Linked DNA regions of Homo sapiens: region 1 is linked to region 2. A link is a contact called in ENCODE Hi-C or POLR2A ChIA-PET data. All regions are on one chromosome and are shown on one strand. Each heading gives the region's core, a stretch centred on a gene start or an enhancer-like site at or near the end of the contact. The rest is flanking DNA. Distances are from core to core; before and after follow the strand shown.

Region 1 (6,049 bases), core at 2,820-5,319, 99 kb before region 2:
CCTTGAAGTCAGGACAGTTGGGCCCTCAAAGGATTCTCCTCAGCCTTGCCACATTGCTTTCAGAACTCAGACATATTCTAAGAATGAGAAAGAGGGCTGCTAGGAGAATTCCCCCTACAATCATCAGAAGAAAGGCTTCCAGAAGCAGCCACCCCACTCTTCTCTGTTGGCCTGAACGAAGCCCACCATCAGATGATGAGATTCAAGGGTCCAGTGGGGTGCAGTGTAATGTTTTGATAAACACATACAATAGGGAATGATTCAATCAAGCTATTAACATATCCATCTCCTTGCTCACAGGTATCAACGCATCACATAAATATACAATTACCATTTGTCAGTGCAAAATAATGTTAATATACAATTACTACTTGTCAATGCAAAATAATATTAACATACAATCACCATTTGTCAATGCAAAATAATATTAATATACAATTATCATTTGTCCTTGCAAAATAATATTAATAATAAATATGAATATTAATAATATTAACAATGCATAATAATGTTTACATAATTAATATTAGTCAGTTAATAATATTAATAATTAATACTCAATGCAAAATAATATTAATAATAAGAGCATCCAGTTGGAGTTGCCAGGATGGAGATAACAATGACAAAAATGATGATAATGATTATCTAATGATCCACTCAGCCCTGGCATGGGTCTGACACCCACATGTTATTTTTTTCAGGTCTCATAATACTATTCCAAAGGTCCCCGTCCCTAGTGTCACTGTGAAGATCCTGAAGCTTGCACATGCTCGAGGCAGAGTGAGAGGCATGCCTTCTGTTCACCCGAGACCCACAGTCTGCTTTAGATCCCAAGCAGGTGTTTACGGCAGTTCTCCCCGAAGGACCCCAACCATTGCATGGCAGTTCTCATGGCTTGTTCCATTTGGTGCATCCGTAAGGAGACTCACCCCAGGGCTGGGCCAGGAATTTCACCCTCCCACCTGCTTCCGACTTACAGATGGGACCTGGCTGGGCCCTCACCGCTGTCTTACCCTGGCCAGGCGACTCAACTCAAAGGAAGCCACCTACGCTGTTCAACCTGGTTGGAAATGGAAAGGACTTTGGATGCCATCCAGCCGAGGACTGCCACACCACTGAGAGACCCAGGACACAGAGACACACGGCAGGCCACTGGCAGGGTCCTGCCAATGGGGTGGCTGACCAGAGCCAGGCCTGGCCAGTCCCAGCCCTCCTGCCAGCAAGGACGCAGATCAAAGCAGTGCATGGGCTGTTTGATTTTCTTGTAAGGTCTTGCTGAGTGGATAGTTTCACCCTGGGCTGCTCAGATCTCGGCGACAGAAAGGGAGAATGTGTCCTCTGTCCTCTCACGCCCTGTGTCTGTGCTCCTTGCAAAGGTTGTGAACACATTCACGTGGATTTAATTAATCGCCGCAGGTGCACGTCCACCTCTGCCTTTCCCTCTCAGTGGGTTCCCATGTTTCCACATGGTGGGTTGAGTGTCTGCACGCTAACTGGCTTAGACGTTTGGACGGTCTCCATTGTCAGCATCATTTATTCATTCAACAAACATCCACCGAGCATTTCCTGACCGCCAGATTCTCCTTTGGGTGCTGAGGGTGCAGCGGTGAACAAGTCACCATCCTCAGGAGCTGACATTCTGTAGTTCAGGGAGATGAACAATAAACCAAATAAACAGTAAGTAACCATGAGATGGACCATGTTGGGTGGGCATAAGTGCTCTGGAGAAAAACACACAGGCAAAGGAGTGCGGGGGGATTGGGCAGGTGCCTCTGTGGATACCAGGGCCAGCTCTGACCTTCCTGAGGGGGGCGGTCTGAGCAGGGGTGGAGGGGTGCCGGAGGGAAAACCTGGATGCCAGGGTTGGGGAAGTTGCTTCAAGAAAGCGCAAAGCCCCCAACACGAGAGCTTGACTGGTGGGGAAATGCGGGAGTTTCGGTGGGCTGGGGCAGGGTGAGCGACGAGCATTGAAATAACAGGACGTGGACGACGACGATCAGCAGGTCTGTCTCAGCAGGGGCCTCGTTACATGGGGCGGGGAGACTATTTCCTTGGGATCAGTGTTTAGGCCTAGAATCATTAGCTTTGGGGCTGCGTACATTTTCATGGCCCTGGCTCAGTAGTTGTTATTTCTGTACTGTTTTCCCTCGGTCCTGATCCAGTTTATAGTTACCACCGACAGGATATGATAATCATGCTAACCAACCCTTCCTGAGCACATGCGTGCTTCACACGTGTGAACCTGCTGATGCCTGCGTGAGCGTTGGCTTCATCACATCCTCCCCAGCACCTGCTTTTCTCATTTTAAAATAATTTTGTTAACATGAAGGTGTAGAACACCTCTCTCTGGACTTTGCTGATTTTAACTGGAATTTTAAAAATCCCCTAATAAGAAAGGCAGGCCAGGCGTGGTGGCTCACGCCTGTAATCCTAGCACTTTGGGAGGCTGAGACAAGCAGATCGCCTGAGCTTAGGAGTTTGAGACCAGCCTGGACAACATAGTGAAACCCCATCTCTACTAAAAATGCAAAAAATTAAGTGGGCGTGGTGGCGCACGCCTGAAGTCCCAGCTACTCCAGAGGCTGAGGCAGGAGAATCGCTTGAACCTGGGAGGCGGAGTTTGGGGTCAGCCGAGATCACGCCACTGCACTCCAGCCTGGGTGACAGAGCAAGACTCTGTCAAAAAAAAAAAAAGAAAAGAAAGGAAGGAAGAAAGAGAGAGAAAGAAAGAAAGAGAGAGAGAGAGAAAGAAAGAAGAAAGAAAGAGAGAGAAAGAAAGAAAGAAAGAAAGAAAGAAAGAAAGAAAGAAAGAAAGAAAGAAAAGAAAGAAAAGAAAGGCAGCCATAAGTGAACCCTAACACCAAGCTTGCAGAATTAAATGAGCAAATCGTGTCGCCTCTGCCTGCCTTTCTACCATCATTGCATACGAAGCTTGTTACTTATGTCTTCATCTCACTGTGTCCCCAAATCTGGGGCTGTGTGAGCTGATTTGGGGTGGGACACAGATGGCTGGGTTTTAGCCCTATTGTGAAGGGTGACTTTTAATGTGTAATCTATTTATGGCAAGTGACGTTGATCCACCACATATGGCAGTGCTATCAAGTAGCCAGTAAAAGTACATTTATTTAAGAAAATAAGCAGAGTGGAAGCATCGTGTCAGTGATGGGACAGGTGGTATTCAGCAGCCTCAAGGTGCTGGCGGCAGCTGATGTCTTAAAGACTGCACTGTCTCATTTAATCATCCCAAGCACGGATACTGGAGGGAGTCTTTTTTTTTTTTGAGACAGAGTCTCACTATGTCACCCAGGCTGGAGTGCACTGCCACAATCTCGGCTCACCGCAACCTCTGCCTCCTGGGTTCAAGCGATTCTCCTGCCTCAGCCTCCCGAGTAGCTGGGATTACAGGTGCGTCCCACCATGTCTGGCTGATTTTTGTATTTTTAGTAGAGATGGGGTTTCACCATGTTGGCCAGGCTGGTCTCGAACTCCTGACCTCAAGTGATATGCCTGCCTCGGCCTCCCAAAGTGCTGGGATTACAGGCATGAGCCACGGTTCCCGGCCTGGAGGAAGTCTTATTAGCCTCATTTCATGGAGGAGAAACTGGGGCTCCAGGGCATGGAGGCTGCCTGTGGCCACGCAGCCTGGGAGGCTTGTCAACCTCCTTTGACAAGCACGCCACCTGCATCACAGAACAGCTGCATTTCTAATGTCAGGCTTCTGCTTACATGCAGTTGGTCTTCTCCTGTGAATGGGGAAACTGAGGCCTTGGAAGTCAGTCAGCAGGTCAGGACACAGTTCAGCCCAGAGCCGGGGCTCTGGCCCCATCCAGGGGCTCCCCCAGCAGCCAACTCTGCCAGCCTTTGATGCCTCGCTGAGACAGAGGGTCTGGACAGTGGCCACTCACCCACTGGGCCCACATCCCCACAGGCCTGGGCTCTGGACGCTGGAGGCCTGAGGCTGCACCCCAGGTTGGGGCTGGCCTACCTGCCACGGGGCCAGGGCTGGGTGCTTTCTGCTGAGTCACTAACAAAGCTCAGGCCTGACCACAGGACATTTTTGAGATTCCAGGGCTGGTTCCACAACGGCCGGCATCGGCCCTGCGGCATGTCCGGCTTCACCCTGCCCAGAATCACAGCCTCACAGAGTCTAGAGGGCCCGTGGGGACGGGAGTCCTGGGAACCGAGGTTGGGAGACAATGGGTGGCCCCTCGGTGTGGTGTCCTCTGCTCACCCCTTAGCAGGACCCTGACGGAACTGGGTACAGGCAGAGATTCATCTTCATGGCAGGACTTCAGGCAAGAGAGGCCCCGGGGTTGAAGACAAGGGGCTCAGAGCTTGCTTTTTATACACTTTCAAATTTTCTCAGAGTAGAACAATTTAAAAAAATATAAAATATGGTTAAAAAATTCTCCTACTTAAGACTCCCAGACCCCTAGTTTTCCTCCCTAAAGGCAACTGACATTACCAGTTTCCTGGGTATCCATGCAGGGATATTTTATGCATAAACAACCAAATCTCTATACATGTCCATAGAGAGAGGCAGACGTATCTGCATGTGCATAAACACTCGTGTGTGTGTCCTTTTATCCCAAAGGAAACACTTCTTTTTCCCTTGACAAAGGACATCCTCTGCATCTAGCTTCTAGAAAGTGCTGCCAATTTGGGGACCAAGGGAGGGAGGCTGCAGAGGAACATCGTTTGGTCAAATGTGAAATGTGATCAGGAAGCCGGTGCTCAGCAAACTTATCTGAAGCTCTTGGGGACCCCACAAAGATGAGCGGGTCCCCTTCCCAATTTTCGGACCGTCTTGGCAGAGGCTCCCTGTCATCAAGGACCTGAGGTTGTCACAGCCGGATGGTGTGGGAGCTGGCACTGCCGGGGCTCCCGCTGCCTGGGACACGTACGGCTGCCCAGTGATCCTGAGCGCCGACCCCTGAGCACCTCAGTGTCCGTGACTGTGGAGCGGAGGTACGTGCAGAACCAGCTCTGTCTTCCCAGACACTGTCGCTTTGGTCTAAAGTGATGTAATGTTGCCACGGAAATTCTAATCCCTCCCATCAGGCAAAAATACTTCGATGGGACTGTGTTCTTTCAGCAGAGAGGGTGTGCATTTGAAGTATAGATTTGTTAAACATAGATGCTGAGAACATGACTCTGCTTGGCGTTCCATTTAATTGACCAGAAACCCGAAAAATGTCCTGGTCCTCTTCTTAAGTCTGGGGGTAGCTGCTGCCCCACTATGCACCATCGCTTATCTGTTCTTTTCTGCCCCCTGCAGCAGGGAAGGGGCTCTGGAAGGGTCTGAATCTGGTGTGTCCAGTGTGATCCCTGCACCCATGCCCGGAGCTGTGCCTGGGACCCTGCCCCAAGCAAAGTAATAATCTGAATGATATCCTCAAAGGAGCCTGGCTTGGGCTAACAAGGAAGAACTTCCAACGTGGAGAGCTGTCCTGGCACCATTTCTTCCTGCTGTATTAGTTGAAGACCTACTGTGTTCAGGGCCGTGAGCCAGGGCACAACCACCCCTTGGGAGCACACTCTGCCTCAACCCTGGAGTGGCTCCGAAATGAGTCTTCAGTCCACAAGACTGAGGGTTGCCAATCCTTCTCGGTGAGCCGTGAGGGTGATTCCTCCTTGGGCTTCAGGGGCAGGATGCCCTCAGAAAGATGCCCTCCACTGCCCCCGCACACTTCAGGCTCCCCATGACCCTATGTGGGGAAGGTGTTGTTGCAAGAGGCCCATGGGTGTGTGGGGGTAGTGGGGCTTGTTGGCTGAGCAAGAGCTCAGGCAATACTGCCCGGGTGGAGATTCTGGGACTTTGCACAAGTTGATTCACCTCAACCAGCCTCAATTTCCTTGTCTGTAAAATGGCGCAGTAGTAGTCCTTGTCTTACCGGGTTGTTATGCAACTTAAATAAGAATATCGAGGCCAAGCGCCTAGCCCAGTGCCTGACATGTCGAAAGTGCTTGGTGGGTGCCAGTCTTTCCCCTCCTCATCAAGTCCTGTGGCAGACAGGCCCCCCAGCAGAGCCGGACCTGCCCTGGGAGT
Region 2 (6,077 bases), core at 1,452-3,951:
CACCACCACCACCACTATCACCAAAACTATCACCCACACCTCCACCACCACCACCACCAAAATCATCACTTCCACCTCCACCACCATCACCATCATTAACACTAGCATCACTAAAACCATCACTTCCACCACCACATCACTAAAACTATCACCTCTACCACTAACATCACCATCACCACCACCATAACCAAAACCATCACCCCACCATCATCATCACTAAAACTGTCACCCCCATCTGCACCACCATCACCATCACCATCACTAAAATCACTACCTCCACCTCCACCACCAACATCACCATCACCACCACCACCACCACCACCACGACCACCAAAACCATCACCCCTACCTCCACTACCACTACCACCATAACCAAAACCATCACCCCGACCATCATCATCACTAAAACCATCACCCCCATCTCCACCACCATCACTATCACTAAAATCATTACCTCCACCTCCACCACCAACATCATCACCACCACCATCACCAAAACCATCACCCCTACCTCCACCACCACCACCAAAACCATCACTTTCACCTCCACCACCAACATCACCATCACCACCACCACCACCATCACCAAAACCATCACCCTCACCTCCACCACCACCAAAATCATTACTTCCACCTCTACCACCACCATCACCATCATTAACACTAGCATCACTAAAACCATCAACCCCACCACCACATCACTAAAACTGTCACCTCCACCTCCACCACTAACATCACATCACCACCACCACCATAACCAAAACCATCACCCCCACCTCCACTACCACCGCCACCATAACCAAAACCATCATCCCCACCATCATCATCACTAAAACCATCACCCCCATCTCCACCACCATCACCATCACTATCACTAAAATCATTACCTCCACCTCCACCACCAACATCACCATCACCACCACCACCACCATGACCACCAAAACCATCATCCCCACCTCCACCACCACCACCACCCAAATCATCACTTCCACCTCCACCACCACCATCACCATCATTAACACTAGCATCACTAAAACCATCACCTTCATCACATCACTAAAACTATCACCTCTACCTCCACCACTAACATCACCATCACCACCACCACCATAACCAAAACCATCACCCCACCATCATCATCACTAAAACTATCACCCCAATTTCCACCACCATCACCATCATTAAAATCACTACCTCCACCTCCACCACCAACATCACCATCATCATCACCACCACCACGACCACCAAAACCATCACCCCTACCTCCACTACCACCACCGCCATAACCAAAACCATCACCTCCACCATCATCATCACTAAAACCAGCACCCCCATCTCCACCACCATCACCATCGCTAAAATCATTACCTCCATCTCCACCACCAACATCACCATCACCACCACCACCACCATAACCAAAACTATCACCCCCACCTCCAACATCACCATCACCATCACTATAACCATCATCCCCATCTCCACCACCACCATCACCATCACCATCATCACTAAAATCATTACCTCCACCTCCACCACCAATATCACCATCACCACCACCACCACCATCACCAAAACCATCACCCCCACCTCCACTATCATCACCAAAATCATTATTCCCACCTCCACCACCACCATCACTAAAACTATCACCTCTACTCCACTGCCAACATCATCATCACCACCATCACCAAAACAATCACCCCCACCTCCACCACCACCATCACTAAGCCCATCACCTCCACTTTCACCACTACCACCACCGCCACCACCATCACCATCCACAAAACTATCACTGCCACCTCCATCACCACCATCACTCCCACTTCCACTGCCAACATCACCACCACCACCACCAAAATCATCACCTCCACCTCTACCACCACCATCACTACCACGACAATTCACAAAAATATCACCCCCACCTCCACCACTAACATCATCAAAACCATCACCCCCACCTCCAGCATCACCATCACTAAAACCATCACCTCCATCTTCACCAGTACCATCACTGAAACCATCACCTCCACCTCCACCATCCTGACCACCTCCACTATCACCATGAAGAGCACCAATCCCACCACCGCCACCAACAATCCACTACCACCACCAGCATTGCCAGTACTACTGCTATTACCACCATCACCTCATCACAATCAGCACCGAAAACAACACCACCATTACCATCACCATCATCAACTCCACCCCCAGCACTATCAAAATCCTATCACCATAACTACCTCCTCACCACCGTGTCCATCAGCACCACCATCACCACCCAATGCTACCACACTGTCACCATCACCACCACATCACCACCCCACTATCACCCTTAGAAATAACCCACCACCACTGCCAGGATCACCACCATCAGAAACAGCAACTCCATCACCATAGCAACAACACAAACATCACAACCACCATCTGCCAGGCAATTCATCATGGAGCCATAGTTCTTAGATGTAGACATAGCCAGGGAACTGTGAAGCTAAACTGAAAGGGAGAAGTCAATTGAATCAGATTTTCCAAGTGGGAACTCCTTTCATGGAGACCAGGCTTGCACCCAGCTCTTTTGTGGCCGGAACCCAGCATCCTGCTCACAGCATTGAAATGTCTCAGAGATGGCTGAGCTGATCCCAAAGGCCTGCGATTGTGTTTTTGGGAGAAACACACGTGAGTCACTGGGGCTGACATTCTTTGGGATCTGACAAAGTTTCTACTTTGGGGACCTGCTAACTGACTCAGCAGCGATTCACTGAGGAAAACCAACAGGGCAGCTGGGAAAACGTGCCCCATCAGTGTGTGCTGGGGCCACTGTGCGCTGGAGCTGGGGCTGGGGGCTGCACACTCGGCTTCTTGCTGAATTCTGTATAGAACTCTAGGTGGAACTGAGCCTCAGAGAGATGATGTGGGGCACCCCAAGGGTGCACAATGAGTAACAGGTAGAGGCAGAACTTGAACCAAAATCCCTGTGACCCTAGAGCCTCCAGTCATCATTGCCCTGTGCTATCACCACATGGTCACCGGGCTGGCCTTCCATCTGCTGCACCCTCATGGACCTGGGAGCCCTGCTCTGGCTTGCACCCAGCTTTCCAGGAGGATGCCTGGGTCGTCCTGGGGGTGTTTAGAGTGTACCCCATCAAAGCCTCCTGCATAGGGAGGCAGTGGCACATCACAGCTAGAGGCCTCTCTGGGGTACAGACCACCCTCCTAGGCTGCCACAGAATGGGGAAGTGTCAGGTTTCCACTAGGAAAGAATGACTCAAGTTGGGAAAACTACTGGGTACAGGGAAACCATAGGGGCAGGCAGTGCACCACAGTCCATGCCCCAGGGCTGCGGCCACCCTGAGGCTGAAGGTTTAAGGGAAGGCATAAGCCATGCCAGAACCTGGAAAGGAGGGAATGTTGGAGAGGGGCCTGCCTTGGGAGAAGCTTAAGACCTTCAGTCTAGGGACACAGCCTGCCCAAAGTGACCCCAAAGCTTTCGATGCTGTGACATGAATATTCTGACTTCACCCTCCCCTCTCCCTTTCACCTACAGCTGGGGCACTCCCAAAAGGAAGCCAGAGGGCATGGGAGCTGAGGAATGAGTCCATCGGGCTTAGCCCCTGAAGCAGAGAGCAGAGCAGAGGGCAGGCCTGGAGGGGCAAAAGAAGGCATTTCCGGCACAGGGGTTCTTGCCCTGGACACCCACAGAACTCCTGGGGTGCAGGGACTCTTGGGGCCTCCTCAGCTTGGGCTGAAACGCTCCCCGGGTTCCTCTCTTCTTGTCTCTTGGCTCCTGCCCTGCCCTGGGGGTGGTCAGCGTTACCTCTGGGATTGACAGAGGGTCCGTCCACACCTCTCACTCTCTCCCTGCCTCACTCATGGCCTGTGTCTCCCTACCACTCTCCTGAGTCCCACTTCTCTTTCTTTTCCTCAGCTACTGTCTCCATCCCCTGAAGGATCCCGCATTGTGGTTTATCCAGACCCAACTTATGTGGGTGTTAGAGTGAGAGACCCAACAGTTACCTAAGACTTTTGGGGAGGCAGGCTGGGGGCACCCTGTGCAGTCTGCAGGGGAAGGATGCAGCCCTGGGGAGGAAGGACACCCGCTGCCCTGGCATCTGCACACAGGGCACTGGGTAATGATTCCCCCGGGTGAATGTCTGGCTCAGGAATGTGGACTTTCCCAGGGGTGGGAAGTTGGTGGCGAGAAGGAGAAACGCCCTTGGTTTGGGGACTCCTGCAACGCGCCCTGAGGCCGGAGGTTGAAAAGCATAGAAAGTTGAGGTCTCTGCTGGAGTTACCCACCAAAGGAGGGTACCACTGGATGGGGTGATAGGTGGCCAAAGTGGGGGAGACAGGAGGCAGCGGCCAGGGGGAGCATGAAATCCTTCCAATCTCAGGTCTTCCAGCAGGTCTGGGGGTCCTCAGGGGGTTGCAGGTGGCCCTGGAAGTATCTCTGGGGACCAACGTGCACATGGCCCCATCTACACGCACCCCTTCATCCTGGGCTGTGCTCACTGCCTTCTTGCAAGGAGCAGAACTCACCACCACTGTCCCTGTGGGTGCCAGCAGAACGCCCAGAGTCGTTGCCAGTGGTCAGCCTGTAGAGCACCCCTTCCCTCTGCAGAGCTTGCATCCATGTTGGGAAGTCCCCAGGCTCCACGTCCAGCATCGTGGTGCACAAACACCTCCGCCTTCCTGCCCCTCTGTAGCCTTTGACATTGACTCCCTCGTCAGACAGTAAGGGAGCGTGTCCTCCAGGCTCTGGGAAGTGCGGTGAACCCACCTCCCTTTCTGCTTTAGCGGAGCTCAGAGCCTGCTGAGGGAGGAAACACAGGCACTGTGCCTGCACATAGAGAAAGGCCTCACTCGGCCTTGAAGGCCACCCAGTGTGGGTGACAATGGACTACACTGGAAACCTTGCTAGACAGAATATCCAGGGACAGCAGTCACACTTGGAGCAAGGGCTCCCAGACAACAGGTGGTCTGATGGCATCTAGGAGTTGCAAATAGATCCATGTGGCAGGAATGTGGGGAAGTGACAATAAAAGGGGGACAGAGCTAGGTGGGGGTTGCAGATTTCAAGAATTTTGCCAGCCAAGACTACAACTTCAGGGCTTTATGTAAGGCACAGCCAACATCAGATCTGTAGGTTTAAAGGGGGCCTCTGGCTGCTGGGTGGGGAATGGACCAGAACAGAGCAAGACTGGAGGCTGGCGGCCAGCGAGGAGGCAGTTGGTTGGTCCTAGTGAAGACAGGCAGTGACCTGGACCTGGGCAAGGGGAGGAGAGAAGGAAAGTTTGACAGACTCAAGGGCTCCAGTGAAATGTCAAAGGAGCCAATTTTGCTGATGAATCGCCCATAGGGAGTGATAGAGAGGGCGGTGGCAAAGATTCTATTTTGGAGAAATGAGTGAATGAAGAATATGAGAGAGGAAGGTTTTGGGTAAAGATATGCATTGCTCATGTCTGGTCATGGCATAGTAACTTAAGCTATAAGCAATCAGAAGACTGGACAGAATACAGAAGGCCAACATTGTATCCCTGACAGAACAAGCTTTCAATCCCCAAAAGAAGAAGAAAAAAATATGAGATGAGCCCCATGATCTCCCTGGATCTGTGCTTGGGGACAAATTCACAATCAGGGTGCAGTGAGCTGGGATCCACATTGAATACAATGGCCCTCACACTGTGTTCAGAGCGGACAGAGACTAGAGTCTGGAATAGCTGAATGTGTTGGTCCATTGCTTTACTATAAAGGAATACCCGAGAGTGGGTAATTTATAAAGAAAAGAGGTTTAATTGGCTCACTGTTCTGCTGGGTGTACAGGAAGTGTAGTGCTGGCATGTGCTTCTGGTGAGGGCCTCAGGAAGCTTCCAGTCATGGTGGAAGGTGAAGTGGGAACAGGTATGTCACATGCAAGAGCAGAAGCAAGAGAGAGAAGGGGCAGGTGCCACACACTTTTAAACAAGATCTCACATGAACTCACTCATCACTAAGGGGATGGCACTAAGTCATTCATGAAGGATCCACCCCCATGATCCAAACACCTCCCACCAGGCCCCACCTCAAACACTGGGGATTACCTT

What was found. Hi-C counts contacts between places; a loop is a spot of excess contacts on that map. ChIA-PET counts read pairs that join two places held with the same protein, here RNA polymerase II (POLR2A). Pooled maps may share reads with other maps.
Region 1: a map of aorta shows a loop between it and region 2 (1.9-fold over the local background). The contact joins two enhancer-like sites. A Hi-C loop is called at or near these places in 2 of 168 maps with a recorded cell type or tissue (both aorta) and 4 of 50 pooled maps. POLR2A ChIA-PET finds 5 or more read pairs at or near these places in 2 of 52 experiments (AG04449 and activated CD4-positive, alpha-beta T cell).

The regions. Positions count from the first base shown.
Region 1 is chr11:69,418,716-69,424,764 of GRCh38, reverse strand. No RefSeq gene overlaps it. Among named protein-coding and RNA genes, the nearest start is that of LINC02953, 3.9 kb to the left of the region's middle. RefSeq lists a cis regulatory region at 4,015-4,025 and enhancers at 3,948-4,092, 3,652-4,226, 4,801-5,376. Within about 2 kb of position 4,069, at least 12 of the 41 ENCODE cell types and tissues checked have a DNase peak (open chromatin) inside an H3K27ac peak, as active enhancers do.
Region 2 is chr11:69,318,600-69,324,676 of GRCh38, reverse strand. No RefSeq gene overlaps it. Among named protein-coding and RNA genes, the nearest start is that of MYEOV, 27 kb to the right of the region's middle. RefSeq lists an enhancer at 3,187-4,053. Within about 2 kb of position 2,701, at least 7 of the 41 ENCODE cell types and tissues checked have a DNase peak (open chromatin) inside an H3K27ac peak, as active enhancers do.